Regions from separate parts of the Mus musculus genome. Here all the other regions are linked to region 1. A link is a loop called in an ENCODE intact Hi-C map of the cell type or tissue named here. Cell type or tissue: heart. All regions are shown on one strand. Links, peaks and the distances in the headings refer to the core of each region. The heading gives the core; the rest is flanking DNA.

What was found. A loop is a pair of places that touch in the nucleus more often than their neighbours do. Peaks named below come from ENCODE experiments on the same cell type or tissue, not always from the same donor. Only the 100,000 strongest peaks of a DNase experiment are listed, where the experiment ranks them.
Region 2: it touches region 1 in a loop (2.4-fold over the local background); 10 of 42 quality-filtered maps call a loop at or near these places.
Region 3: a loop joins it to region 1, with 2.8 times the contacts of the local background. A loop is called at or near these places in 10 of 42 quality-filtered maps.
Region 4: a loop joins it to region 1, with 6 times the contacts of the local background. A loop is called at or near these places in 10 of 42 quality-filtered maps.

What each region holds. Positions count from the first base shown.
Region 1 is chr4:119,426,547-119,433,977 of GRCm38, forward strand. Zmynd12 (zinc finger, MYND domain containing 12) reads left to right here. Exons shown (of 8, transcript NM_001014900.2): 2 at 7,404-7,431. Among named protein-coding and RNA genes, the nearest start is that of Zmynd12, 7.6 kb to the left of the region's middle. In heart, for the core only: a CTCF peak has its summit at 4,349 (motif pointing right); no DNase peak of the experiment used is centred there.
Region 2 is chr4:119,669,107-119,676,537 of GRCm38, forward strand. No RefSeq gene overlaps it. Among named protein-coding and RNA genes, the nearest start is that of Guca2b, 14 kb to the left of the region's middle. In heart, for the core only: a CTCF peak has its summit at 3,784 (motif pointing left); no DNase peak of the experiment used is centred there; H3K27ac peaks cover 774 bases.
Region 3 is chr4:119,659,193-119,666,623 of GRCm38, forward strand. Gm35761 (a long non-coding RNA gene) reads left to right here. Exons shown (of 6, transcript XR_868074.3): 1 at 1-481; 2 at 930-1,040; 3 at 2,060-2,192; 4 at 2,858-2,901; 5 at 3,017-3,122; 6 at 3,562-4,568. Among named protein-coding and RNA genes, the nearest start is that of Guca2b, 4.0 kb to the left of the region's middle. In heart, for the core only: no CTCF peak of the experiment used is centred there; DNase peaks (open chromatin) are centred at 3,129 and 4,009; H3K27ac peaks cover 3,893 bases.
Region 4 is chr4:119,628,201-119,635,631 of GRCm38, forward strand. Foxj3 (forkhead box J3) reads left to right here. Exons shown (of 13, transcript NM_172699.3): 13 at 1-919. Among named protein-coding and RNA genes, the nearest start is that of Guca2a, 5.8 kb to the right of the region's middle. In heart, for the core only: a CTCF peak has its summit at 2,998 (motif pointing right); a DNase peak (open chromatin) is centred at 3,051; H3K4me3 peaks cover 463 bases; H3K27ac peaks cover 3,413 bases.

The DNA.
Region 1 (7,431 bases), core at 1,343-6,342:
TTATGGTGCAATGAAATCATAACCAGTAACAGAAGGAAGTTTGGTAAGTTTACAATCAGGTCAAAAATAACACTCTTTAAAATCCAGTGGGCCAAAGGGAGACTGAAAAATGCTTTGAGATAAATGAAAAGGAAACAACAACATATACCCATACTTATAGGGTATCATTGATTTTGTAGTTCCTATGAATTTACAGCTGTTAATGTACACAGTAGAAAAGACCTCAGATCAGTAACTTAGTATTCCATCTAAAGAACAAACAAAAAAAATGTATTCATTAACCCATTCATGCATGGCTCTGCATTAGATCAGACATGCTAGGAGAAGGAGCAGAGGGGAATAAAAAGGAGAGTAGGAAAAACTATAGAAAGGATAAGTGAACATCACTTTCTTGAAAAAAAAAAAAATCACAAAGCTAATGAACTTTACCTAGAGGGGCCAGAAAAAGAAGATTCAAATTACTGAAATCAAAACTGAAGTTGATACCATTATTGCCGGCCTTGCAGAAATAAGGGAAATTATAAGAGAACACTCTGAACACTGTATATCAAGAAATCAGATAACCCAGATGAAAAACAGACCCATCCCTAAGAAGCACCAAACAGACATAAGAAGCAATGTCCGACTGGATCCATAACAAGTGATGGAAAACCAAAGCCAGATAACACAGGCTGGTGTATTCTTTCACCTTTAAAGGAAAATGAACACAGATTCTTTAATTTGTTAAAAAGAGGAACAAATAACTCATAATATTCTATATTCTATAAGACCCATATTGTGCCAGGAATAAAACCAAATAAAATATCACAAAATTACAGAATAGTATCCCCAATGAATACAGATGCAAAAGTTCTCAAAATTTTAGCAAACTAAACCTGTCAGCAAATATGAAGGATTCGACATCATAGGCAATTGGGATTTATTTTAGGAGTTCAAGATAGGTTGAATATACATATATCTGTCAATATAAAACACCATACTAGCAGAATAAAACACACACACAGTCTTACTAGATGCAGAAAAACCATTGGGTGAAATCTAGCATCATACTAAACTTGGCAGGGGGTGGGGTGGGAGGAATTCCTGTTACTTACTAAATAAAAATGACACAACACACACAAAAAAAATCCAGAGCTGGTGAAGGCACAGTTGAGCCAGCCCCGCGGGTTGTGGGAGCAGGAGAGCTGGCCCAGCCCCTCACAGGCTGCAGCACTTGGGAGACTGGGGCCTGCACTCTGACTAGGCAGCCCAAGCAGCTGGCTCTGGAGGTGTGGGTGCTGTTGAACCCACCCTGAGGGCATGAGAGCAGAAGAGCTGATCCTGCCACCTTCCTGTGGCAGCTTTGGGTGGCATAGCTGGAGCAGTGCCAGAGAGCTTGCCCTGGTGGTTTGGATAAGGGAGAGCCAGCTCAGCTATTAGCCAGGCCCAGATCCTGGGCTCTGAATTGGCTCACCTCAAAATCTATATCATCTGCAAATGGTTGGAACTCATGAAAGGGCCAGTCCTGCTGTCCCAAAGCTGCAGGATATCCATGACACCGGGCAATAAAAGGATAACCAGGAGGAGTCTGGATGAGAATCCAGTATTGATGGTGTCATAGAAGCCTTCGATCTCAGAACCCAGAGCAATGACTCATTGCAATGAACATTTGCAAGTGAAGATGTGTGGACAGAGGGATATAGTGTGGGACACGCTGTGACATGCTACAGCTTCCGCGAGATGTTTTCTATGTTTTTGTTGTTTGTGTATACGTTTTATTTTGTGGGAATGCTGCAAGGGCAGAGAGTGGATATGAGGGGACAGGGAGATGAGTGGCTCTGGGGTGCATGATGGGAAACTCACAAAGAATCAATAAAAAGTGTTTTAAAAGTCCAGAGCAGCAGAGAATTAACACCATACTTACTGTGGAGGACTGCGAGCTTCTCCATGCATGAGACCTGTGAGCCCACGATGCTGCTTCCACCACTCTTCAATACTGGGGCAGGGGTTCTAGTCAGGACGCAGTTAGACAAGACGATGGAGTGAAAGCCAGCCAAGCTTGGAAAGAGTAACGCAACCTCATTTACAGATGTTATGGCCTCATCGTGATGGCTGACTGTATGCCAGCCTGACTGAAGTAAGGGATGTCGGATAGTTGGTAACACCTTGTTTTGGGGTGTGTTTGTGGGAGAGAAAAGCATTTGTCCTGGGAGACTGAGTCAAGGTCATTCTCACCACAGAGAGTGGGTACCCTGCATTCCACTGATGGTCTAAACCTAGCATGGCACAGGGGTAATTTGCTCTCTTAAGTGCTGGGATATCTGTCTTCTCCTGTTCTTGGCTATCAGCTCGCTAGTTCAGGGGCCTTTGGGCTCTCGACTTAAAACAAGTAGATCCTCTCCTTCCTCCCTAACTGCTAGTCTCAGCCTTCTGTCTCAGTTGAATTACTGCTCTGGCTTTTCTGGTTCTCCAACACAGGAAACATTACAGGTCTTTAAGATTTATTTTTTTTCAAGTGTGTGTGTGTGTGTGTGTGTGTGTGTGTGTGTGTGTGTGTGTGTGTATAGAGCTATGTGCACATGAGAACAGGTGTCCACAGAGTACAGAGGAATCAGATCCCTCTGCACATGGGGTTACAGGGGGCTGTGAGCCACCCAGCATGGGTTCGGGGAATCAAACTGTATCTTCAGGAAGAGCAGTAACTGTTCTTAACTGTTGAGCCATCTCTCTAGCACCCATCGTGCAACTCTGTGTGCTCAGTATCACATGAACCAACTCCTATAATAAACATCGATTTCCCCTGGAGGATCCTAACAGGCTTATAATATAGAAAGCATAAGGAACTTAGAAAATTATATTAAAACTAAGCCATGAACACAGCAATACTGCAGGGTATGGAGGAGTAGTTAAACTCCTATAAACTAGCAATGAGCAATCCAAAAGTGAAATTAAGAAGGTCACCTTATTCAAAACAGGATAAAATATTAGAGAAAAACTTAGTCAAGGAAGTGCATGACTTACTGAAATACCATAAAAGATGATGAAGCAGTGGCCAGTCCAAAAAGAAAACCGGTGTAATTCCCTTAAATAAGTTAAATAAATAATATACTGAGAGGGTCCTGGGGTGGAAGAGAAAGCACTAGACAGAAATGATATGATATATAGACATGTAAGTATGATGCGGCCTTAAGACAGCCTTCTTCTTTGGACCAAATCCTTAAACAGTCCAGGGGTATCTCTGACCAGTAACCCAGACAGAAGGAAGGCCCGACCTTTATAACCTTCTAGGGGTGGTGGGAAGTTCACACAGAGGAGCCATAAGTTAAGAGTTGCAGCACAGACTGCCTAGCAAAACAGTGTTGAAAGAAATTAAAGACACTGAAATACTTTTATTATTATTTAAGATTTATTTATTATTATTAATAAGTACACTGTTGCTATCTTCAGACACACTAGAAGAGAGAGTCAGACCTCATAACAGGTGGTTGTGAGCCACCATGTGGTTTCTAGGATTTGAACTCAGGACCTTTGGAAGAGCAGTCCCACTGAGTCCATCTGAAATTCCAGCTTAGACAGGCTGACTCTAAAATTCATATGGAAATTTCAAAACTTACTACTGTGCTAAACTAATTTATTAAAGATTTATTTTCCTTTATGCATATGGGTATTTTTCTTTCATGCATAGATGTGTGTGTACCACATTCATGTCTGCTGTCACGAATCCTCTGGAACTGGAGTTAGTTGTGAGCTGCCATGTGGGTGCTGGGAATTGAACCCAGTGCTCCTAACTGATGAGCCACGTCTCCAGCCCCTACAGTGCTACCTACTGTGTTAAGGTTGGTACAGGAGTGAGAAGCTATGATGGCCCATAAGCGTTCACTGAGAACAGATAGTCCTTTAACAAATGGTGCTGAGTCAAGCAGACATCCACGTGGAATAAGATGGACTTGGATCCTTACCTTCCACCTCATTCAAAAAAAAAAAAAAATCATATGCGAAAGACATAGATGTTAGCCATGAAACTGTGGACAGTTAGAAGGAAACTTAATCGCAAATTCGTGTAGTTTCAGATTTGACATCAAAGGAACCAAAGTGAAACTAGGTGAGTTAGACATCGTCAAAATTTAATTTCTTGTTTGTTTTCCAAGACAAGCCCTTGCTGTCCTGGAACTCTGTGTGCAGACCAGCCTGTCTTCAAACTCAGGTATCCTCCTACCTCTGGGATTAAAGGTGCAACAAACACCACATCCAGCAAATCTTTTAAAAAAAGAAAAAAGGAAAAAAAAAAAGTGCTGCGGAGAACGTGAGCACGATGCTCCGGACATCTAGTCTGACTGAGTGCAGTGTGGGAGGAACTGTCAGGAAGTAGTCAGGCCTGTCCACTTGAGGGCAGTGTTGGGAACTCTCTGGTGGCCTCCAGGGCTGGCACAGGTGAGATGGAGTCACTGTGGCTAAGCTCACCTAACATCACCAAGCCACAGAGACTGCACTTGTTCCAGCCAGAAACACAAACCGAGTGTTTGGAAATCCAGTCACCAGGGATCCCCACAGCACGATAAAGAATGGAAGAAGCAATGCACCGACCACACTCTCGTGGCCCTCATCTGGGAGCTGTGGAAAAGAAGTGGTCTGAGGAGTACCAGACTGCTTCTGTGGAAAAAGCCACTGTTAGACACAGCCCTACCCCATTTTCCACCAGCCCTGAACACTGTGAGCCTGTGAATGGGTTGGTACTCTTCAGGACTGAACATTCCTTCCAGGTCACTGTGTCCCTGACTGATGGAGGCAACTTCTTTTTCACCATGAAGTGTATGATCACTGAGAGATTAAAACACCAGCAGATACTGGTGCCAAAGAGACTGTCCCATGAGCTAGAAACTTTTTGTACCAAGGACCAAGAGGAAGCACAACACACACACACACACACACACACACACACACACACACACTATCGTGACCCACTACTACTGGTGGTAGCAGGAGAGCAGAGGGTCTGGGAGGAGCTCTTGGGTTACATCTTTTGATATTATAAAGGGAAGCAGTTTTAATATCAGGAATGATTAGAAAGTGTTCCCTCTGACTAGGGTTCTGTAATGTAGAGCTTCCATTCTTCAAAATTGTTGCCTTTAATCCCAACACTTAGTAGGCAGAGGCAAGCAGTTCTTTATGAATTCAAGTTCAGCCTGGTCTACATAGTGATTTCCAGGACAGCTCCTGTCTCAAAAATAAATAAATAAATAAATAAATAAATAAATAAACAAACAAACAAACAAACAAATAAATATTGCCTAGAAGAAAGGAAAAGAAGAAGAAGAAGAGGACGGGAAGGAGAAACCCATAGGATGGGAGAAAATCATAATCTGAAAAATGTCTTATATTCAGAATATATTTTGAACTCCTAAAAACAGTAAAAAGATCCAGTCATTTTTAAAAAAGAACACAGGATTTAAATAAACCTTCATCCCAAGGAAGATATAAAAATGACTAATTAGCACAGGAAAAAATGCTCGTTAGTCATTGGGGAAATATAAATTGAAACCACTAAGAGAAACTCTGTCAAATCCATTAGAATGACTGCAAACACAGACATAAACAAGCGTTAGCAGGGCAGGATGCAGACATTAGACCCCCATGCCATGGGAGCTGAGGCAGGAGGAGTGCCATGAGTTGAAGGCCAACCTGAACTACATTGTGAGTTCCTGTCTGGGCTACAGAGTGGCACCTTGTCAACCAACCAACAAAAATACATGTATTTTAAACAGTCTACACCAAATTGTTACTATCCTTTCTAGAACACTAAAGACACTGGCTTTGGGGCTTAAAATACCTTCTCACTTTTTCCTACCTTCTTAACTTTAACATGATCAGATTTTGTTTTATTTTCAGAGTCAAGTAGTTACACTCAAGAGCATCTCCGACATCACAGCGACTAGAAAGCATGCCCAGTGCAGTCTGTGAATGCTTGCCCCATCCCCCAGCAAGTCTGAAGACATTGCTAGTGGTACTCTTCGTGAGACTGACTATAGAAAGACATGTCTAAAGCCGGGCGTGGTGGCGCACACCTTTAATCTCAGCGCTCGGGAGGCAGAGGCAGGCAGATTTCTGAGTTCGAGGCCAGCCTGGTCTACAAAGTGAGTTCCAGGACAGCCAGGGCTATACAGAGAAACCCTGTCTCGAAAAACCAAATGAAAAAAGAAAAAGAAAAAAGAAAAACATGTCTATGAAGTCTTTTTTAGACCCTTATGATAGGACAATTCCTTTCCCTTCCCCAAGAAAAAGATTCTCAAATCCAACAACTTCAGTCCTCAGACAACCTTAGAACAAAGTAAGGTTGTCTTTGTTGTTCTTAACAGATGAGGCACAGCGTACATACATGAGCAGGTGACTATAGAAAAGATTCCTTCACATGTCCCGCCCCCAAACCCAACAGTTTTTGTTTGGTTTTAAATAATTTTTTTGGTTAGCATGCAAAAAGGGTTTTCTTGTGATATTACACACACATACACACATGCACACACACACATGTGCACATTTTACTTTGTCCTTTTCCATATCACCCACTGCCCTCTTCCACCCTCCATTCCCTTCCTTTCTTCCTGCTGGTCCCCTTCCCTACCTCAAATAGTTTCTTCTGCTTCATGATATATAGCCCATCACCCTCTGTCGTTCCTCCTTCCTTTTAGATATCCTCCTCTTCTTTCATACTGTCCCACTTTTATGGTGTGTGTGTGTGTGTGTGTGTGTGTGTGTGTGTGTATTTAAGTATGCATTACAGATATGAGAAAAAGCACTATTTGTCTTCCTAAGTTTGGCTCATTCCATTTAACATAATGGTCTCCAGTCTCATCCATTTTCCTTAGAAAGTCATAATTTCATTTTTCTTTACAGCTAAATCAAATTCTGCTATGTAGACATACTACATCTCCTTTATTCATGTGTCTGTTAATGAGCATCTAGGCTGGATTCATTTCCTGGCTATTGTAAATCATGCAGCAACAAACATAGATATACAAAAACCTTTGTGGGTATGTGGACTTACAGTCCTTCAGGTGTGTGCCAGAGGTGGTATAGCTGGGTCACACTGCAGCACTGTTTTTTAGATTAAACTTTTAAAATACTTAGTTATTTCATTTGATGGTTTATCTGTGTAGCCCTGTCTATCCTAGAACTCGCTCTATAGACCAGGTTGGCCTCGAACTCCGAGAGATCCATCTGCCTCTGCCTCCCCAGGTATGGAATTAAAGGTGTGCACCACCACTTCCTGGCCACAGTGCAGTTTTTATCCAGGTACAGACGTGAGAGAAAATAGACTTCCATCTCAGAAAGGCTTTAGGCTCCTGCCAGGTTTGGGTTGGGCTGGCTTTTCTGGGATTTAGAGCTGGGAGAAGACAAAGACATGCTAACCCGGTGTGATTTGTTATCAGTGGTCCTGTGCATCAGAAGGCTGACTGG
Region 2 (7,431 bases), core at 1,140-6,139, 240 kb after region 1:
GGTAAATGACTTACTAGAGACCACACAGGCAGCTGTGGCAATGGCACGGACCCTGTTCTCCCGGCTGGGCTTTGAGATCTTTGACAGCCGTTCCTGCATCTTCTTACCCTCCAGATGTCCCTTCTAGGGGCTCACACAATAATGAGGGAAGGAGGAGATCCTTCTAGTGCATGAATATGCCCCGCAAAAGGACCTGGATTCTTGCACCCTCAAAGAGGTGTGACACAGATGTTGGTTCATGTGACTCTCCTGCCACCCGCATATGATACCGCCAGGCTCCATTTTGTGTTCAGCCAGCAAACATGTATCAGGCTCTGAACTTACATTGGGCACCAGGGCTCAGACATGCTTGCAGAAGGCCTGTGGTGGAGGGGGTCAGATGAGGACAAGACGTGGCAGAGGCAGAGGTGACTTACACAGGTGCTGAGGCATGCTGAGTGGGGGTGCTCAGGAAGTGGGGGGACCCAATGAAGGGGAAAGAAGCTATCGCTTCCCCTCCAGCCACAGCTGCTGTCTCAGGCCTGGGGTTGTTTTGGGGTTTAGTCTTAAAGCCAGCCCAGACTGTAGGGCCATTTCCAGGTGCCCCTTGGGAATTCTAGCAATGTCGGCCCTACCATGGAAGTGGAGTGTCACCCACCCCACCGTGTTTATCATATCCATTTCTAGTGGGATTCCCCACCCACAGTGAGACTCCATCATCTGTGGGGTTCAGGTTTACTTCCTTGTTTCTCAGAGAGCCCAGCATCCAGGAGACCCTACCCATGCCCACAACCCATAGTATCTTTGCTGCCTGGAGTCTGAAGTTCTTTGTGCAGCAGTACCCGGTCGGAATGGTTGAGGAAACCCACTAGCTGCTGAGTCAGGGGCCTGGGTTGCCAAGCAAGACTGAGCACAGGAGGAGGGGCCGCAACACAAATTCCCCTGCACAGCTGCGGTGCATGCTGTCAAATCTGCAGTTGTGACCATTGTGAAACTTGATTGCTCTGTCTTGGGGACTTCTTAGAGTCCAACTCCACAATAAAGCCAATCAGACTAAGCCATCAGTGTCAAGTAGCAGCTAATGAAGCATTCATGGGCCTGGGAGAGAAATCAGGCAAGCTCTTATTTCAGGATTATTCCTCCCAAATATTGAATCTGAACTGTAAGCAGAATTCTCTGTCGTTTCCACCCCTTTCCCTGGTGGGGACCATTGGCATTCACCTCATGCTGTAGCTTTCTGGAGAGAGGCTTGACAGGCAGGCAGATTTGCTGCTTCCCCGAGGAGCGGGCTCCTGGGGTGTCAGCAGAGAGGGGGGGCGGGCAGAACCTGCTGGGAATCCCCCTCCCAGGCTCCGCCTAGGGAGAGTGGGGTGGCTTGACTGCCAAGTCTGTCAGCATCAACACCCAGCTTGGAGGAGCGGAGTCTGTGGTCAGGAAGGAGACTTCGCTACTTTTATTTTTATTATTATTATTTTTTATCACAGTGGCAAAATAGCGGACAAAGGCAACTTGAGGGAGGGAAGAAAGGGGTTAATATTTGATTTTCAGTTTGAGGTTGCCAAATCTGCATATTTGGGTAGTGCCAGTGCCAGTGCCAGCGGATGTATTAGAGGATCCTCTTTTCTTTGTTCCACAGCCGTGTCTACTGCACAACATCTTGGAGCTCCCTCTGTAAAGGACTGGTTAGTGGCCCCAGATATGGAGCTGATCTCACACTGCTATGGCGCGTGGCTCTTCCAAGCATCTCTCTTGAGATATCTTGCCACCTCTGCCACCTTTACTCAGACATTCCTGACAGTTCACCAGAGCAGGGAAGACACATGGATGCAGCCACAGGACCCCAGCTGTGCAGCCTGCAGGCCCAGAGTGTGCCAGGCCTGCAAGCTTGCCCAGAGGGCGCCTGCGCCCACTCAGATGCTTGTTGTCTGCCACTGGGCTTGAGTTTGTAGGTTGTGTGCCTCAGGCACCAGGCGACCAGCTTAGCCCTTTGCAAACTGGGAGTGAAGGGATGTTGCTGAGCGGTTGACAGGTGAAGCACTACCATGAAGTTTAAATGTTCTGTGTTCTGGGGTGGACTTGTCATAGAACTGTAGCTTACCGCAGTTACAACCCGATGTCTCAATGGCACCCTTACTGCATTAGGGTGAGGGGCTCAGAAAAGGCTGGCGTGAGCACACCATCCAGGTTTTTTTTTTCTCTGCATGTGAGTGGCACCAGGCTTCTCTCCTGTCTTCAGCTTCTCTCTGAAGCATATGACATCACTGCCTTATGCTTGACCCTTATCTGGAGCCCTCCTCCGCACAGCACCGCTGGCTCCCTACTGAAATGTCCTTCTTTCCAGGAGTGTTGCTGCCCCAGTTCTCAGAGGCTGTTTAGTTCTCCTCCTCCAAGATGGTTCTGGCTATGAGACGGTCACAAGCACAAACCTCGCTTCGGGGTGCAACGCACCCACAGAACAGCACAACTGGACAGAGCTGGGTAGTGTTGACATGGGTATGAGCAACTAGAACTCACACATGCTCCCGGAACAGCACAGACGTTTGGTCTCCCAAAGAGCAGCTTATCAATTCTTAGCTAGAACATTAAATGTATATTTTCTTTCTTTTTAAAATATTTTATTTTATGTGTTCCAGTGTCTTGCCCGCATGTATATCTGCACGAGGGTGTCAGATCTTGGAGTTACAGACAGTATGAGCTGCTGTGTGGGTGCTGGGAAGTGAACCATGGTCCTCTGGAAGAGCACTTAGTGCTCCTACCCACTGAGGCATCTCTCCATCCCTGTCCTTACTGTCTCCTGGGTACTCCTAGCATCTATCCAAGAGGAAGGCAAAGCCAAGTCTGCACAAAGGCTGAGCCTAAGTCCTCTTTGTGGCTTTATCTGTTTCCTTAAATGAATGGATAAACAAGTTTGTGTATAGTCACACGGTGGAATACTTCTAGACAATGAAAAAGAACATGGGTGCTTCATGGGTGAGTCTCAAAATATTTGTACTGAATGCTAGAAGTGCAGGTTTGCCCAGCTCCCTAATAGCCTAGATGAAGAGCAAGCTGATCCTCCCTGATGCAAAGCAGATGGTGGTTGCCTGGGGTGGGGAGAGAGGGAAGGATCCCATAGGGACTGAGGATGTGTGAGACAGTTTGATACGCTCAGCACTGAGACGGTGGCAAAGCCTCACTACAGTCTATCTCTGGCTAACTTTGGGGCTTGTATAGAAATTATTTCCCAGAAAGCTGTGAAAACTGAAGAGCCTGTGACGAGAGAGGGGCTTGACTGTTGAAGACCTGGGAGACTCCAACTCCAGCTGCCTCTTAAGCAACTGCTTTAAAAAGGGAATGTACAGAACTGGTGTATCACAGGCTCAGCAGGGGAAGGCGCTTGCTGCCAAGCCCATGCCCGGAGTTTGATCCCCAAGATGCACGGTGCAGGGAGAGAATGGACTCCTGCAAGTTGTCCTTTACATGGCCTGAGGTGCTGCGGCACACGTGCGCACACAAACGCAAACAAGACAAAAATCAAGTGAAATGAAATCCCCAGTATAGGCCAAGTCCCAGACTAGGCACTTCTGGTTTGTTTTTACAGACCAGGGGCAGAGCTTGTGTGTAGGTATGTCCCCCGAAGGGTTTGAATCAGCAGCAGAGCCCTTCTAATCTCAGCCCTGTTTCCATTGCTCTGGCCTTTTAGATAGTGAAGCGAGTTCCTTGACCCCCCCCCCCCCTCTTGGCTGGGTAGTGTTGAAAGGCACACACAGCTCGTAGATGCAATCAGTTAGCTGTGCCATCTACTGGAAGAGCGGAGAGAGGCAGGTGTGTGGTGGTGGTGGTGGTGCTGCTGCTGCGGGCAGAACCTGAAGGTTTTCTCTGCAGGAGGCTGAGCTGTCTTAAGCAAGATGCAGCAGCTCAGACAGATGGCAAACCAGTCAGCCTGTGGTTTGGTTCACATCTGTGAGCTTGCACTTCTTGCATGAACTTGAGAGGAGAGTTTAAACTATGTAGTTTAATTTTAATTACCCTCTGTTTGTGTGTGTGTGTATGTATGTGTTTGTATTTGTGTATGTATGTTTATGGGTATGTATGTGTGTGAGTGTGTGAGGTGTATGTGAGTGTGTTTATGTGTCTATATGAGTGTGTATGTGTGTGTGTGTATGGGTGTGAGTGTGTGTGTATGTGAGTGTGCATGTGTGTGAGTGGGTATGTATGTGTATTTGTGGGTGTGTATGTGTGTGTGTATATGTGTGTGAATGGGTATGTATGTGTGTCTGTATGTGTGTGACGTGTGTATATGTGAGAGTGTGTGTACATGTGAGTATGTATGTATATATGTATGTATGTATGTATGTATGTGTGTGATGTGTATGTGTTATGCATATGCCAGGGACATAACTCAGGTCTTCTGGAAGAGCAGTACTGTCTCCAAACCATTGAGCAATCCAGCCCCATGAGAGGAGATTTTTAAACTATGCTTAGAAATGCTTTGTGACAGAAAACAATTGGGCCTTACCCTCCAGTCCTCTGGTATACCAGTGATGTACCACAGTAGCACACTAGCACGTGCCACTTGGCTTCCTGGCTGCCTCCAAGAGGCAGATGCCAGAGTCCTTTTCTCCTGGCCTGGCGGTCTGTTGAGGACTTCTGCTGGACTGGTGGCTAAACGCTGGCTCGTCACTATGGGGATGTGGCCCGGTGGACAGTGGAGAGCACAGAGATGACAAGTCCAAGTGGCGTCAGAGTGACCAGATGAGCAGGTGAGTGTCTGACTCTCTGGGTTCCAGTAATCAGAGTGTCCTGCCCACTGTGTTCAGATGATGGCATGCTTCTCCAGGGCCTGGCACTGTGCAGCGGCCAGCCTGAAGAAGCCAATGAGCTCACCATTTCTCCCTGTCCTTCATCCTTCCGCCAGGCACGCCCCTAGAACTCATTGTCCTGCTCCAGGTTTTGTCCCGTCGTTCCTCTGCGAATCCATCATTCCAGTCTAAAGAGCATAAAAACATCCTTCTTTGCCGGTCTCCGTGGACTTGGGTCTCTAGGGAAGAGCCCGCTGTAGACTAAAATTTCTAAGACGTTTGTGTTTTTTCACAAATTTCTCTCCCATTTGGCAGGTTCCTCGGTCAACCAAAATGAGTAGCAGGGACCCCCTCAGTGGCATCTTCAAAATATAGCCACGTATGATCTCCCTGGGGATAAGAGTGTCATGGCTGGTTTTATGTCAACTTAATACAAGCTAGAGTCACCAGAAGGGAGGGAGCCTCAACTGAGAAAGTACCTCCATAAGATCAGGCCATAGGCAATCCTGGGGCATTTGCTTAATTAGTCATTGATGGGGAAGCCCCAGAACATGGTGGCTGGTACCATCCCTGGGCTGGTGGTTCTGGGTTCTATAAGAATGCAAGCTGAGCAAGCCAGGGGAAGCAAGCCATGAGAAACAACCCCATCATGGTCTCTGGATCAGCTCCTGCCTCCAGGTTCTTGTCCCGACTTTCTCCAAAGATGGACTGTGCTCTGGAAGTGTAAGCCAAATAAATGCTTTCCTCCCCATCTTGCTTTTGGTCATGATGTTTCATCATAGCAATAGTAACCCTGACTAGGACAATGAGATTGGACCAACTCAGCACTGTTCAGTCCATAAGGCACCGGCCGGCACAGCTGTGGAGCTCTCAGTGTGTGGCTGTGCGAAGGTCCACTGCACTGGAACGAGTGCAAACAAGCGAGCTCATTAGTAGTTTTCTTATGGGTCACATATCAATGCAGTAAGTCATTAAAATCAATGTTATCATTCATTACCAATTTTAAAATATGGTGACTAGAGAGTGTAGACTGGCCTACATTGTGATATTTCTTTTGTTCAGCAGTTACATAGATAGTGACCCATGGTAGTACAAAATCCAGGACACACTGACAAAGAGAGAAAGTTATGGCCCCAGCTTGATCTGGTCAGGGGTTAGAGGTCAGGGGTCAGAGGTCAGCAGTTAGGGGCGGGGGGGGGGGATCCAGCCAGCAAGTGACTTTAGAGTGACAATCCCAAGGCAGGTGGAAGGGACCGAGTAGCCAGCTTTCTGTCACTGTAACAGAGTGACAGTGGTAATGATTAAAAAGGAGTTCCACTTATAGTGATGGGGGTTGCTGTAGATAGTAGTAGTTTCAGGCCTGGGGTAGAGGAAGTGTCTTCACCTCATGGTCAGGGGGCAGGGGGAAGGGGAGAGAGAGGGAGAGAGAGAGAGAGAGAGAGAGAGAGAGAGAGAGAGAGAGAGAGAGAGAGAGAGAGAGAGAGAGAGAGATTGTTTTCTATAATCCCTTGTAAGGTATCACTCCCTTATGACAGGACCTGAAAAACGAAATGAAAATGCAATCCAACACTTTACTAGATTAGGCTTCTTAAACCACAAAGAAGGGGGGAGGAGGGAGGAGGGAGGAGGGAGGAGGGAGGAGGGAGGAGGGAGGAGGGAGGAGGGAGGAGAGGGACATGTGGTTTATGATGCTGGAGCACTGGTAAGGAGGCTGTGGGTGGGATGAGGAGGCTGTGGGTGGGATGGGGGAGGCTGGCAGGGCACAGCGTACCCATTAAGTAGTGGGTGTCATGATCTGAGTTCCCGAGGTGTGATATGTGGCTGCTGTTGTTGTTGTTGGTGGTGGTGGTAATGGTAGTGTGTGTTTGTTGCATTCATTTGGAGGTCAGAGACCTTGCGGTGTCTCCCTTTATCACTTCCCATTGTTCTGCCTTGAGACAGTGTCTCCCTGAACCTGAAGCTTGTCCTTCACCTGGCCAGCGAGCTCTTGGGACCTACTTGTCTCAGCTTCCCAGTGCTGGGGCTGTAGGCATGCACAACTGTGACTCGACTTTTAAGGACTGGTACTGGAGGTTTGAACTCAGATCCTCATGTTTGCATAGTAAGCACTCTTACGCCCTGAGCCTTCTCTGCAGCCCTCCTGATTTGCCTTTTAAAAAGCGTATACAGTTTTACAGAAGGCTCTGGGATCTGAGCTCTGACACTTGGGTAAGGAACACAGGACCCTCAGTGTCCACATCTGTAAAGTGGGTAGGAAGTTCATTACAGCAGGTACTCCATAGGCTTGTTTGACAGTTTCATGAGCCCCGTGTAAAAGCCAAGTGCCCAGTTGGGACTCTGTTTTAGCAATCTGGATTTTTTTTTTCTTAAGGTGAGATGAGATGGAAAGAATTGTTTTTTGGTGGGCTTTCCAGGAGGCAGTCTCAGCCCAGACATCATCCTGGTCTCCTGTATCATGGGGCCTATAGATGGTAAAGGAAGGAGCTTGGGATGTGTGTGCTTGGGGCCACATCTCGGGAACCCCACAAAGACCTGGATTCCAGCTTTTCTCCCACACTGGACCTACTCCCAACAATATTGCCTTTTAAAGTCACGCATGACAGAGAGGCACCACACCAGCAAGGAGGCCAAGAAAATGGAGCCTCCTCCCCCTGCTCCATCCCAGGAAGCA
Region 3 (7,431 bases), core at 1,027-6,026, 230 kb after region 1:
GATGGATCAGGAAAGTGATATCAGGTAAAGTGATTTGCCTCAGGCCAAACAGACTCTTCAGTTGTGTCTTTAGCCCAGGTCAGCTTGTGGTTCTTTGACTTGCAGGCAGATGGCTCAGAGCAAGGAGGGCACACAGAGTTGACTTCAGAGTTTTCCAGTATTAACTTCTCCCATATCCAGCATCCTGCACGGAGTCTAGAACTGCGGAAAGACCAGCCTTGTAACCAGCCTTTGCCTGCCCTTTCCCATGTGTACCCAAGAACAAGTGAGTATAACCATATCAACTGATATCTCAGCAGCCAGCAGGTCAACATGGTGTGGAAGAAAGAGCTCAGATCTCCTAGGAGATGACAAGGGTTCAGTGCCAGAGCTGTGGCAGCTGCTGTGTGAGCCTGGGGTGTCACATCAAGTCTGACTGAGGTTTTCTTTTACTCTCGGGTCACACACGTCTATCGGAAGCCACCCACAGAGGTAGCTGTGGGTAAGATGGGCTCCAGTCCCTTGAATTTACCTTCATTCTCTGGGTGACTCATCTCTAACAGGTCCCTTAATCTCACAGTGCACCTCCCCAATGGGTGAAGGTTGGAGCAGGGAGAAGAGGGTCAAGTCTCTCTGATGGGGTTATCACCATGGCCAGGTCCAGCTACTTTGAACAGTGGTCCTGCTGGGACTCAGCTGGCCCTGGTACAGACTGACACGTGGCAGGTATCCCAGCATGAGCCTGAGCTGAAACCGCCACAGCCTACCTGGGCACCTATAGTCCTTCAGATTGGTGGTTAAAAGAACATGCTCCTTCAGGCCTGTCCTGCTCTTGCATGTGTGATACACTTCATCTGCCCAGAACACCTAGATCCACGCTTATCTTACGTCGAAACAGATAAAAGTCTCCGGTGAACTTTGGAGTTTCTTATGTCTTGTTTTGAATCCAGACTTCGGCCTTTATTCTTTGGAGTCTTTGGAGTCTCACACTCTCTTCTCTCTAAGATGCTAATAACCGTCAGATAACAGTGGCTCACATGTTTGATCATGAGTAATGCAAGGTATGACGAGGCTCTCTGCCTGGACTCTCTTGGGGAGTAGTAGCAACAGGCTGGTATTCTGTCTGGAACCTCTAATTGTGCTCAGCCTTCATTGCTACAGTGAAAGAAGCTCGAGGCAGGGAGGGAGGGAAGCAGGGAGGCAGGGAGGCAGGGAGGCAGGGAGGCAGGAGGCAGGGAGGCAGGGAGGCAGGAGGCAGGGAGGCAGGGAGGCAGGGAGGCAGGGAGGCAGGGAGGCAGGGAGGCAGGGAGGCAGGGAGGCAGGGAGGCAGGGAGGCAGGGAGGCAGGGAGGCAGCGAGGCAGCGAGGCAGCGAGGCAGAGAGGCAAGGAGGGGGACATGGGCTTGGGCCCAGACTCCAGCTACTATCCATCATGCAACCTTCCTTACCCTCCACGACTGTTTTCTCACCACTGAAGTCAATAACACAATTAGTAACCTAACAGTGTTTGTGGGAACTAACAGCCCTTGTCCCAGGAAACCACTGTCTGTCCCTGTCCCCAGATAGATCACTTCTCCAGCACATGCCCAGGGGATTGGGTTCACCACCCGTTCCTCTCCATGACATCTTCCCAGACAAGCCCTGTTTCTGAACCTGGGGGGGGGGGTGGGTAACAGATTGGACTCCCAGCCTTTTAGGCTGGACTCATTGCCATTCTATCTAGAGCACTGGGTTTCCTAAGTCATGTCACCTCAGATAAGTGATAGAACTTCTGAGATTTTAGCTCCCGGTTTGTAGAAAAATGACGGGTTCCTCAGTGTTTGCAATTGTCATGAGCTACCATCCCACTCTTTCCATGGGACAAGCTCAACCCACTGACCACCATATCCAAGGATAGGAGCCAGCCTTCAGAGTGTGAAGGTCCCAGAGTGGGGCTTGCCCTCCTTTCTCCAGCCACTGGGTATCCCAGCTGGAGCCATTGTTCCCAGGGAGTGAGTCACGACTTCCTCTTCTGCCTGTCAAGACTCAAACTTTCCAATCCCATTTCTAATCTCTTTACAAATGACCCACCATCCATGAAGGACAAGTTGGCCACTGATGCAAATTCTCACTGCCAACCTGACCAGCTCACTTACATCATATGCACATGGAAAGCCACTTCTGTACCAGCCTGTGGAGACTCACACAAATGAGGATGGAGACCACTGTGCCTCTGTAGGTTTAGCTGCTCCTCTCCCCGCATTGAGTCCCTGCTTGGCATCCACCTTCCTGGCACCCCCTTTCCTCAGGAGCACCTCTCAGAGCTCTTGCCCACTTGGCTCAGGGTATATGGGCTTTCCAGATTTCTGACATCATGCTGGCCCCATCTCTTCATTTCCTTGACTAGCCATCCTCTGTTTGCTTGTCTCCTAAAGTCAGAACTCAACAGGGCCACCAGCACTTGTCCTTGGGGCCTCTATCCTTTTTCTCTAGTCACTTACTTTGGTAGTGTCATGCAGCTTCAAGAAATTTCATGTGCTCAGTCCCTGAGACTGCCCACCTTGACAGCTTTTCCCATGACAGTTAATGAAATTCCCATGTGCCGGGGGGGGCGGGGGGGGGGCAGGTCAAAATTCAAGGGGTTTTTCTCGACATCTCTTTTTCACTTGCCAAATTCAATGCATTTGATGATTCGATTGTATTGGCATTCAGAATATCCTTAGCTTCTAACCAACCAGGCCTCACCTCTTCCCCAAGATCCAAGCTATCGTCCTTGGTTTCACAAATTATTGTAACAGCACTGTTAGGCAGAGGTCTCCAGGGAAACAGTATCCACAGGATCTGTTCTTCTATCTGACTGTCAATCAACCATCAATCTATCTGTTATGTTTCCTCCCTAGATTTACTTTGAGGAACTGGCTCGTGGAACTATCAGGACAGACAGGTCTGTCTGAAATCTGTAGGGCAGACTGACAGGTTGACAATTCAGCTAAGAGTTGTCGAAGGCTGTAGTGAATTCTTATCATTCTTTGTTGCCTTTGTGTCTATTTTAAATCCAGGCTGGATGCTTTCACACGGAGGTGTCATAGTTTCTAATTTTACTCAGCTCTGCCCAGTTCCTCGGTGTGATCGATCCACATGCCTACCTTGGATAACTGTTCTCTGGTGAGCTCTTCCCTACAGAGCAGTTAAATATAGCCTGGCTTGGCTCTGTTGACCCTCATACCCTGTGTTGACAGAACACATGTCACTGTAACCACATCTCAGTCAATGTCACCTTCTGGGCCGGGAGCCTGGGTCTGCTTTTGTGTTTTATAGTTTTTGTTTTCCTTTAGAGTTTCACTATGTAGATCAGGCTGGCCTGGAATTCACAGTCCCTCATGCCTCTGCCTCCTGAGTGCTGGGACTACAGGTTTGCACCAGTGTGCTCTATAGCACTTGCCTGAAACACACCACTTAAAGAGAAATTTTGTTTCTGCCTCTGTCTGTCCATCCATCCATCCATCTGTCTGTCTGTCTCTCCTAGTTCTTCTCTCCTGCTCCTCCCACCCTTATATGTATGTGGCTTCTGGGAGAAGACCCCAGACCTGATTCCATCTTGCAGCTGTCTCTCCTAGTGACTGACAGCCGTTCTCCGTGAAGCATCTACACAGGAGCAGTGTGGTTTTCGAGATCTCAGCCGGGGCAGCATTCCGAACTGCAGGTGGAGGCCCTGGGCTCGTTCCCCAGGCTCAAGTTCTCCCCTGAAAACCTTAAATCTTTGCTCTTAAGAGTCTCGCCTGACAGACGTGCCCCCCACTCCCCACCCAGTGTGGAGGGCAGTCTGCTTTACTGAAGGCTTATTGAATGTCAATATTAACCACATCTAAATAAAGATATTTTCAGAGCAACATCTGGATGGGTGTTTGACTAAACAACGGGACACTGCAGCCAAGCAATTCTGAAGCCTGAAATGAGCCACCGTGAGCACCCGAGCTGACTCACTGGGCCCACACTTACCCCTCTGCTGGCCTTTCCCCACACATCAGTCAGCATGACCCATGAGGATCTGAGTCACAGCATGGCTGTCTCTGCTCCAACTAAACACAGCTTCCCACTTCCCACTCAGCCAATCCACACGCTTCCTTCCAGCCGTGGCTTCCCGCGGGCACATCCTCTTCATCTTTGACTTGAGCTCCAAAATTTTGCTCTTTACTCTTTGGGCTTCATCAACCCTCTTGCTTCCATGCCCCCCCTAAACACATCAAATTATGTTTTATTAACAGTGGCATCTTTATATACACGTGTCCTTGTTCTTATGCTCTCCTTGTGGCTGCTTCCACTTCCTGACTGCCCCAGCAGTGCAGCTGCAACAGTGGACACACGTGTATCTCTGCGGTGCATCAACGAAGAGTCCTTTCGGTATATACTCAAGAGTGAGTGGTACAGCTGGGTCCCATGGTGGGTCAGTTCTTGTTCTTTGAAGAGCCTACATGCTGGCTGCCATAGCACTGCACCAGTTCACACACCCATGAGCAGTGAACAGGACTTCCTCTTTCCCCACAGCATAGCCTAGAGTCTAGAGTGAGAGACTCTCAAACAGTTCAGATTTGCATTTCCCTGATGGCTAGTGATACGGAACACTTTTTTCAAGTATTTATTGGCCATTTATATTTCTTTTTGAGAAATCTCCATTCAGCTCATTAGATTGTTTATTGATATGAGAATGGTTTATTTTGGTGTGTGTGTGTGTGCGCGCGCACGCGCGCACACGTGCCCGTGTATTGAGACAGGGTTTCACTATGCAGTCCTGGCTAGCTTGGAACTTATATAGACCTGGCTGGTCTCAAACTCACAGAGATCCACCTATATCTCCTCCAGAGTTCACCTAGTTAGTGTTCAGTTTTTACAGTTGTGCATTCTCCTGTACATTAATACCCTATGTGATGAGCAGATAGCTCCCCCCCCCCTCTGTCTCTTCACTCAGGCTGTTGTCGATGCAAAAGCATCTTGGCTTCATGAATTAAGCCTTTTCCATCTGAACCCCATTTGCAGGTTGTTAGGATTATTTCCTGTGCTGGTGGAGTCCCCTTTGCTATCTTAAAATGGTTTAATCATCTCATGTCCTCACACAGTTTCAGAATTTCAGGACTTCCATTAGGATCTCCCATCCACTTTGACTTCATTGCTGTGCCGGGCAAGAGAGCGATGGGTCTGGTTTCACTTTTCCCAGCAACCCGGTGCCAAGGAAGCTGAGTTTTCTCCAGTGTATGTTTTGACAACTTTAGGCATCTCTCACTGTATGAGTTTTGTGCTGGACACTCCATGGGGCTCACTGGTCTGGATTGGTTTTTGTGCCAGCATTACACTGCTCGTTACTATGGCTCTGTAATATAATTCCAGATCAGGCATTGTGGTCCCTCCTGCGCTGCTGTCTGCTAAGGATCGATTTTACTTCCATATGAATTTTAGGATTTTTTTTTCTAGTTCACGGTGGAATCCCACTGGGATTTTCATGGTCTTACACTGAGTCTGGATTGGGCTCAGTCATGCAAACATCTTCCTGACATTGATCCTGACAGCCCACGAGCTCGGAAGCTCTTTGCATCCTCTACGGTCTTCTTTAATTTCTTTTTTCAGTAGCTTAAAGTTTTCATTGTGGGGGTCTTTCACCTCCTAGGGACTTTTTCTTTTTCTTTTCTTTTTTTTTTTTTTGGAAACTATTGCAAATGAAATTTCCCTCTCTGATTTCAGAGAATTCATTCTCGGTTTATAGAAAAGTTTATAGAAAAACTACTGAGTTTTATATACTGGTAGTGTCTAATTGCTTTGCTGAAAGTGATTTTCAGGTCTAAGAGTTTTCTGGTGAGGTCTTAGGGCTTTTTTCAGTTTAGGATCATGTCATCGCAAATAGGAACAAGTGATTTCTCCCTTTTCCTGCTTGAATGCCTTTGGTTTCTATTTCTGACCTTGTTGATCTCCTCCTGGCAGGTCAGGTACTGCAGTGAATACGAGCAGAGAGACTGGGCACCATGAGAATCCCAGATCCTAGAGGAAATGCCTGCAGAGCCCCCCATTTAGTATAGTACAGACTATTAAATTTGCCATGTAGCCTTTAGTATGTGGAGGTCTGCTCCTATTTCCAGTTTCTCTGGGGCTCTTTTTTCTTACCACACTGAACATTGTAAAAACTCATCAAAGCTCTCTCACCTCAGGTCTTTGCTCTTTACCCAGCTCTCTGCTCAAGCTCAAAGATCACTCCCTCAGAGAGATCTTTCTGACCCTCCCATCTTGAAAGCTTTCTCTGAATTTGCTTGTGGCACCTGTTATCTATCCATCTGTCTATCTATCTATTCATCCATCATCTGTCTATCTCTCTTTGTAGCCATCCATCCATCTATCCATCCATCCATCGTATCCGCCCATCCATCCACCCCACATCTTTCTGTTGTGACATAAGATGTTAGAATTAATAACTTGACTGTTTGTCTTCTCCCAGAACAATGCCTGGCACATGATCAGTGCTCAGCAAATACCTGAAGCGCTGAGTGTACAAACACATTCAATTCTCCCCATGAATGTGTGCTTAGTCCCCGGAGCTCCTCGCCTCTCAGAAGCCACAGTCATCTGTGCAGCTCTTCCTGGCACATGGAGGTTGTTCAGAAAATGTTATTATTTTCATAATTGCAAAACAATTCCCAGAAACCGATCCTCTCTGTATGCCATGCGCATCGAAGACTTGGGCCTCTCAATGGTTTAATGACAAGCATTTCCCAATGGCAGTTTTGCTGTAAGAGGCATGACAAATAACTGCAGTGAGAGCCACGTTGCAGAACCAGTGGCTACCTGGGCAGGAGAGGCGAGAACAGTGAGTGACTGGGTCCTAGACGCCAGTCTTTGAAGTCAGAGTCTATGGGATTTTCTGTGTGCCTGTGAATAAAGATTGAAAGGAGCCCAGGACGAAGCTAAGGTCATCCCGAGTCAAACAGCAAATGCTGCCCTTGACAGATGAGACGCAGGAAGAACTGGGAAGATTGGGGAGCAGGTGCCATTCTGACAGCGTTAAGTCTGAGACACCCGTCAGACATGTGAGCAGAGATAGAAATGTCACCAGGGTGTATCTGCTGCGTGGAGCTCTGTGTCCCTGGCTTTGAAAGCCCTGGAGAAGGACCAGCGGGGTTGGGGAGAAGGAGTGGGTGGAGCCGAGCACAAGGTTCGCTGATCCAGAAGAAGAATGTAATTTAGGAAGGCGAATGTACCAGCTGGGACAAAGGTTGTAGTTGACACTAGAAAAGTTCTGGCCAAGAAGTCCTGGGTTAGAGAACATGAAGTCACTGGTGACCTTAGAAGATGGATTCTGAGGACAGCCAACATGAACATCTGATTAGAATGCGCTTAGGAAAAAAATCTGGCAGAAAAAAAGAGAGTGTTTATTAGACACTTTAAATCAAAGGGTAATTAGGCGGGGTGTGTGTGTGGATGCAGCACCCGAACT
Region 4 (7,431 bases), core at 1,025-6,024, 200 kb after region 1:
GAGAAAAAGCTTGGGAAAATGAGGTCCTCAGTAGTTTGCTCAAGTCTCTGTTTTCTAGACACCAAAATGGCTGCTCTGTGACTAGGATTGCTCCGCAGCAGTGTGCACTTTAAATGATTGGGTGTTGGAGTATCGCAGTCTGAAACAGCATGGCTTGATGAATTTACAGATTATGTGAAGCTAACTTCCCATTTGACAATTACTGATTTGCAGTGATCGATATATTTATGAATGTTTAAACTGACCAAGAATGGCACTTGAGGCCACTCACCACTCTTCTGTGATTCCCTGTTTCCCTGGGGCTCAGCAAGCCTGAGTGCCTGGGCAGGGAAGGCTACCTGGTGGGCGCAGAGTCCCTCTAGTGGCCATTTCTGATTTATTTGATGACACACAGCAAGTTCTCTAGGGCTGAAATTAACTGGAGACTTGGGGTAAGGACTAACAAACATACATACACAGATGGGGCGCTCTGTCCAGGAGAAGAGTCCGACTGGCATTTGTGGCAGTGTTTGAAATGTAAATGTACTCCTGTGTGTTCCTGTAAATATTTAATATGTGTCTCAGACGTCCTTTGAAGTGGGAGGGGATCGATCTTGGGATAATTTCAAATGGAATAGAGTATTTTGATATGTTCATTGAAAGGGTGATGTGTACATACTTATATTGTATATATGTGGTGACATGCATTGGCTTTTGTGCAGAAACAACCTGCTCTTGTGCTGCTGTTGGACAGTCAAGTGTTTTAATGTTTCTACAGTTTTCCTATTGCACGATTTCATATTCTGCCAATGGTGAGTGGCACCCATTCTTTGTAACCGTATAGTGCTGTAAAGAAATATTCCAAGTGTCATTAGGATTGTCGCTGCCAGAATTGATATGCATGGATGGCACTTAAAATAAATATATTATGATAACTGTATTTGCAGCCTGATGGTCTGTGTTATTTGCTGCTTGAGGAAGCCAGATTGAAGCCAGTGGCCAGACCATGGAGCCCTCGGGAGTTTGAGACCCAGGCATTGCTGCCCTAGCACTGAACTTAAAGCTGTTTAATTTCTGCACCTCACTTTCCTGAGCAGACACTTGTGCAAGCTCTCCAGAGAGAAAGTCAGAGAAGAGGAAGCCATAGTTCCCACCTTTAATGCGTACATACTTGCCTGGGGTGCCGAGCAGGCAGCACCTGACCGGGGAGGCCACCCCGGAAGCTTCCCTGGTGAGGAACAGTAGCTTAGGAAAGCCTCTTCAGAGACGGCATTGCAGGTCACCCTCCAAAGGACCTGAGGCCAGCGGTCATCTCCCTGACACTGCTGCTCCACACCCTGGCTCAGGCTCGACTAGAGTGAGGGTTGTGGGTTGAGGTAGGAACAGGTTCAAAAAGGCTTAGTTGCCAGGCAAGAAGCATGGAGACCTGCACAAGAAGAGCTCGCCCACCTTTTACCTAATTGTAGACTTAGGATGGCTGTGTGTGGAGTAGACTCCAAAACTCTTCCATGGTTTGCCAAAGCCAAGGAGACAGTACTACTCAGCATGTGTGAAAGTGTGTGTGTGTGTGTGTGTGTGTGTGTGTGTCCTGTTGCCCATTGCTGGCAAGTTTCTGACTAGGGTGTGCTTCTCCTGGTCAGTGGAGGCAGAAACACAGTCAATCTGCGGCGTGCATATTTTCCTCAGCTTTAACATACAACTCTGAGGGCTGCTCTTTATAAATGGCCATTACCAGCTGTGTAAAAAGTCCTGAACAAACCATGGTAGCTCAGTAAGACTTCATGGAAGGGGCATTCAAAACTTGACGCTTCGTTTTCTTATAAAAATGACTATTGCAAGCATATTTTATTGAGAGCATTCAGACCCAGTAAAGGAAGCAACCTGTTCCAAGTCTCTCAGCTACTTGGGGAAATCTGAGGAGAGTCATTGACGTGGCAGCAGTTCAGACTTCCCGTACACAGGTAGGAGGGATGGCTCGAGGTAAATCCACTTGCTTCCAGGATTGACGGTGACCTGAGTTCAGACCCCTTAACTAGTGCTGGAAGGAGAAAACCAACGCCCACAAGTTTTCCTCTCCTCACCGCCCTTCATCCCCTTGTACATACTAACTTGATCTGCTGTCACCTGATGGCGTAGTGGTATCGTGGCACTATGTGTGGAAGAGGGGACAGCTTTGGAGACATGAGGGATGCTGCAACTGCAGCGGACACTGCAAGAGAACAGAGACTTCAAACATTAGAGGGCCTGTATAAGATGGGATATCGCGTGAGCAGGACATCTCACTGTGTGTGTGTTCTTGGCTGGTGTAGGGTGCACTGCCCTTAGAAGCAAGTCTGCAATCTCTTCTGTAGGGATAGGCTACAACCAAGCAGAATAGGCAGCATGTTCGTTTCTTTTATAGTAAATTCAAGAGAAATTTTTGAACTACTTCTCCCTTTCCCTAGGTCTGATAAATTGACAAGTCACCATGGGAAAACAACTGGCTCAATCGAAACCAGATTACAGTTCCATTTCAGGGCAGTGTCCCAAATGTGGACCCCAGCTACTTAGTGTTCTCCCCAATACTTGGTATAGATCATCATATTCACTCTTAGGGAACAGCCCCCTGGGCCTGATAGTGCTATTCCCAACCCCTTACAAAGCATCTGGGCCAGGTGTGGCGACAGAGCTGGTAATAACAGCAGCAATAGGGCTGCATTCCAAAGCTAGTCCTCATAGCCTGTGACCTCTGTTCTCAGCAGACCGCTGTGCTTTTCCAAGTCTTCCTGACTGCCCCTGAGTAGAGGGAGGAACTTAGGAAATAGAGGCAAGGCGGTGGCGAGGTGGCTCGGGAGCCAGGACCATGGTCTGTTCTTCTGGAGGACTTGTCCTAGATCCTTCCCCAGTACCTATGCTGGGTGGCTCACAGCCACTTGGAGCTCCAACCCCAGAGCATCCAGTGCACTCCTTCCTGCACATACACATCATTTTTAAAAGTCATTAAAAGCAGTAAAGCAAAGGCTGCATGGAATGCCTGTGATCACCAGGGGGCAGCCCTGCCTGCTGCATGCCTCTCCTTTCTGGAAGGGTTCCTTCAGCTCTGAGCTGTGCCACCCCTTAGCACACTCCAGAGCTTAGAGAGGAAGAGGCACCTTCCTTCCCTCGCTGTCTGTGTTCCCTTCCCCTGTGTGGTAGTACTGATGGCTGGAGATGCCTGACCCCCTTGCTGTTCTCAGCCTACACGTCATGTGGGGTCTCCACTGCTGCCTTGGCTGGACCCTGATGAAGCTCGTCTCGTCCCGTCGTGTCATGTGTCCATCCGTCCCCCCCCCCTCCCCTCAGCTGACATTCTTGCTGCAGGTGTGGCTCGGCAGGCACACCTTGCCTGTGAGCCTGAGCGGGCCTGGAGGGTGTCTATGCACTGCTCTGTCAAGTGTGTTATGATTATTGCTACCATTTGCCAGCTCCCTGCCCGTACTTGACAGCCATTATCTGCCTCAGCACTCCCAGCCACCTCATGGGGTCAGTGCCATTATCTGCTTTTTACTGCCGGGGATTGCCACTCTGAGGGGTGAAGTGGTAGCCCAAAGGTCACTGCCTTGTGAGTGGGAAGACAGCCCAGATCTGCTTCTTTCTGGTCTGTGTTTCCAGTAGAGGCTGGTTTCCTCTTTCACAACAGTCCTCAGGAGCCTTTGACCTCCCTCTCCCCAGCCCACCCTACCCTAGATCCTGCCCATGTCCCTATCTCCCTGTTGTGGAATGTCACCTCTCTGCTCTCCGCTCCCCCCACCCCAAAGGTCAGAGGGAACTTCCTGTCCCAGACAAGTTAACGATGTCGAAGGACATTTCTCAGCTTCCCTTCCACTGCTTGAGTGATGCCCAGGAGGCAGGAATGGTCTGTGTGTGTCTTTGTGTGTGTGTGTGTATGTGTGTGTGTGAGAGAGAGAGACAGAGAGAGACAGAGAGAGACAGAGACAGAGACAGTGTGATGGTTGGGTAGTTGTCACTGTGCAAGCTGAGTAGTACTGACTGATTTCTTTTTCCATTTATGTGTGTGTTTATTTTGTGTAGGCACAGATGTGGATGCATGTTAATGTGAGCACACATCCTTGTGGAGGCCCCAGGTTGAGATCTGGTCAATGAAGCAGGTTCTGAGTCAGAAACCAGAATTCACTAGTAATGGCTAGTTTCGCTAGGCAGCTTGCCTTGGGGATCCAGTCTCCCATCTTCCCAGGCTGCCAAACCATCCATCCAGCTTTGATATGTTCTGGGGATCCAAGCACAAGCTCAGAGGACTGGAAATAGGACAGGTCTTATGGGGTAGAGGGTAGAAAAAGTGGAGGTAGACTCTTAGGCACATCAGCTCAAGTTGCATACCCATGGGCTGTCCCAGTTAGGCCCTGTGAGTCTCCTCTAGGTGTTTTTTCTCCTCACATGCCTGGGTTGACCCTCTTGCTTCTCTTCCAGGTAGTGTTGTTTTGGGCTAAATGGCAGATGAATACCTGTGCCTGCCCAAGCTTTCTCATCCTAGCGGAAACTGATCCCTTGTCATTTGGAGTGGCCAGCACAAGTGATGTTTAAGGCAGTGGGAAGGCTTTGGAGCCCAGTTCTAGGATTCTTTGTGGGCCAGATACTGCCTTCCCTGAGCTCCGGTTTCCTTTTCGTCAGAACAAAACACTTCACCTCAGAGTGGTGTTGAGAAGCTGATAAGCGCATGGCAGCTGTGTACTGTACATAGATAGATTCAAAGGAACTTCTCCCTTCTTCCCTCTGCTCTAAGTTGCCACGAACAGCCGATTCTCCTCCCCCACACTCCCCTTAGTACCTGCTGAGCTGGAGCACTGCCTTCTATCCTGTATGCTCACGGCTTATAGCTTACCCCCTGCCTTCGTCCTCTGCTGCAATGTCCTCATGCACAGTGGCTCTCTCAAGGTCCTAAACTGCTTCTCACTGTCATCAGACAAATTCCCAAGCTTGGTACTGTTGGAGCCCTGCTGTGCTTTAGCCCAGACAAGCTACCCTCCCCCCCCACCCCCCACCCCTGTGCTCCCAGGTCTGCATCCCTCAGTCAAAGGCCACTTCAAATGCCACTTCCACCAGCACAGCCTGGCCTCAGGGACCTGAGCTCTAGGCTTTATTCCCAGCACGTCCCACAAGGAGTCCAGTGAAAATCCATCAACATTGTGTCTCGTTTGGGCTCCTCTGAGGGGTAAGGGTGTGTGTATGCACATGCGTGTGATGAGGGTAAGCACTCGAGATGAACCTCTGTCCTGCCTTCAGTGAGATGCCTCCAGGAGGAGGAAAAAGAGGCAGCTGCTGTGTGTGAATGGGAACAGATGGCAAACGGGTACCCATCATCTCCTCCTGGCCAGCCACAGGGGGATGACTTGACTGGGCAAACAAGCAGACACACCCTCTCCATTCCACAGCTGCCCCCCTGAAGTATCAAGGAAAAGTGCCCACCAGCGTGGGGCCCCGGGGGAGGGGACACTGCACTGGGAATCTGGCCAGGGCCTCCAGGCACCATCAGCTGCCACTTCCTGTATGATACGAGCATTCTGATCACCCATTTTCTCCTCTGCAGAGTGGGCATCGCTGACTCTTGGTGGGCCACTTCTCTTTCTTCCCTCAAAGGGGAGGTTTGTGTGATGCCAGAATAAGTATAGGAGGCACCCGGGAAGGTCAGTTTTTCCTTTGGTATTTCAGAAATTGGATTTGGTTCTGGAATTTATAGCTATATGGCCAGAGTTGTCACCAAATCCACCTGACAGCAAATCTGAAAATTGTGCCTCCCTTTGGGCTGAAGGTGCTCAAAGCTTGTGTTTACACGTGTGCTGTTGGCCTTGTGCCTTTCTACGGTGCACAGTCAGCAGCCATGTGTGTGCATGCCTTGGGAAGATATGGTTTCTTAACCCCAGTGAGCTCCAGCTCACTGCCCCCACCCTTTAAAATGGGATCATACAGTTACACACACACACGCACACACACACACACACACACACACACACTCATTGCCAAAGCTGTTAGGAGGTTCACAGACACTGGAATTGTCAGGCATTTATGGCCTCCTGGGTTCTCATGGCAACCAGAGATTGGTACACCCTCTGAAACCCATTTACAAGCTTCACAGATTGAACTAAAATGCAGACCACACCTCTTTAGGTCACACAGATCAGGCTTAGTGTCTCCAGGCTCTTTCTGGGCCTTGTTCCCTGTTGAGGCCTGTGGGCTTACAGGCAGGAGACCTGTTGGAGGATTTAAGTTTGTAGGGGACCAGCCTTCATGGGAATCAGATGAGGTCACCCAGACACAGCCCTTAAACCAGATCTGTTGGTTGGAAGGAATAGTATCAGTCTCCTGGAGAAGCCCAGGGTACCCCAGCATCAAGTAGAACTACCCAACTCCCAGCATTGAGGTTAGGGCCAGCTGTGTTGGGGACAGTGACAACTGATAGCCATAGCTGCAAAGCACTGGGGCTTGGCCCAGCCAATTGCAGAGTAGTTGTCTGCCACAGTTGTTAACTGTGCTGGGGACAAACCGTGCCACTTTATTTCTATTAGACATGGAAGCATCCTTCCTCCCTCCCCCCCCCCCCCCCCATTCCAAGCCTTGTCATTCCAGGCCTTGTCTGAGCTTTGGGCACGCAGCTTATGCTGCCAACCTCTCAGAGGCTATGTGGCTCTAAGTAGCATGGGAAGGCTTCCAGAGCACAAAGGAGTAGAAATGGTCTTAACCTTAACTCTGGGGTTCAGGGGCCCCTGGAAGTTGCTAGAAAATGTCGAGCTCTGAGGTGGAGCTGTTCTTTTCACCAGTCTCCATCACAGAAGCTGACACGGAATTCAGATGAAGCTGCCACTGGGGGCTGTCTAGCTCTGGGTAGAGCTTGAGCCCTGGCATCCCCTCCTACCCCAGTGTAGTGCTTTGAGATCCTGGTTGAATGAGATACTCCTGGGGGTGGGGGGAGGGGCTGACCTTGAATGCCAGCCAGGTTTGGGACAGTAGCTGGTTGTCCCTAGATGGTGCTGTGGCTCAGAAGGCCATGGAAGTGCCCTGGCTTGCCAGAAGATGATGAGATGAGGTATGCTGGAAGCTGAGGACAAGGCTCGGGATTCAGGATGCAAGCTTGGGCTTCCAGAGGTACAGCTAAGGTCCAATCTCTAGCAGGTTTAGTGGCAGGCAGATGAGGTCTTATGTCTCCTGTAAAAAGGCTGAAGCTGGCCCCAGGTTAGGCAGGCACCATAGTGGGAAAGAGAAGAGTAAGTTCCTACTTCTCAGAGCAGAGTTTGGGGGTGGGGTGTTGGATAGGGCCAGACCCAAAGGAATAGGACCTAATAGCAACTTCCTCTTTCCCATGGTGTGGAACTGCGTCATCCTGAAGGTCAGATGGAGCAGCTCCTGGGAAAAAAGACGGCAGGAGAGGAAACCCTATTCCCTTCCCCCAGTCGCTGCCACACTGAGGGAAGACACCTTGAG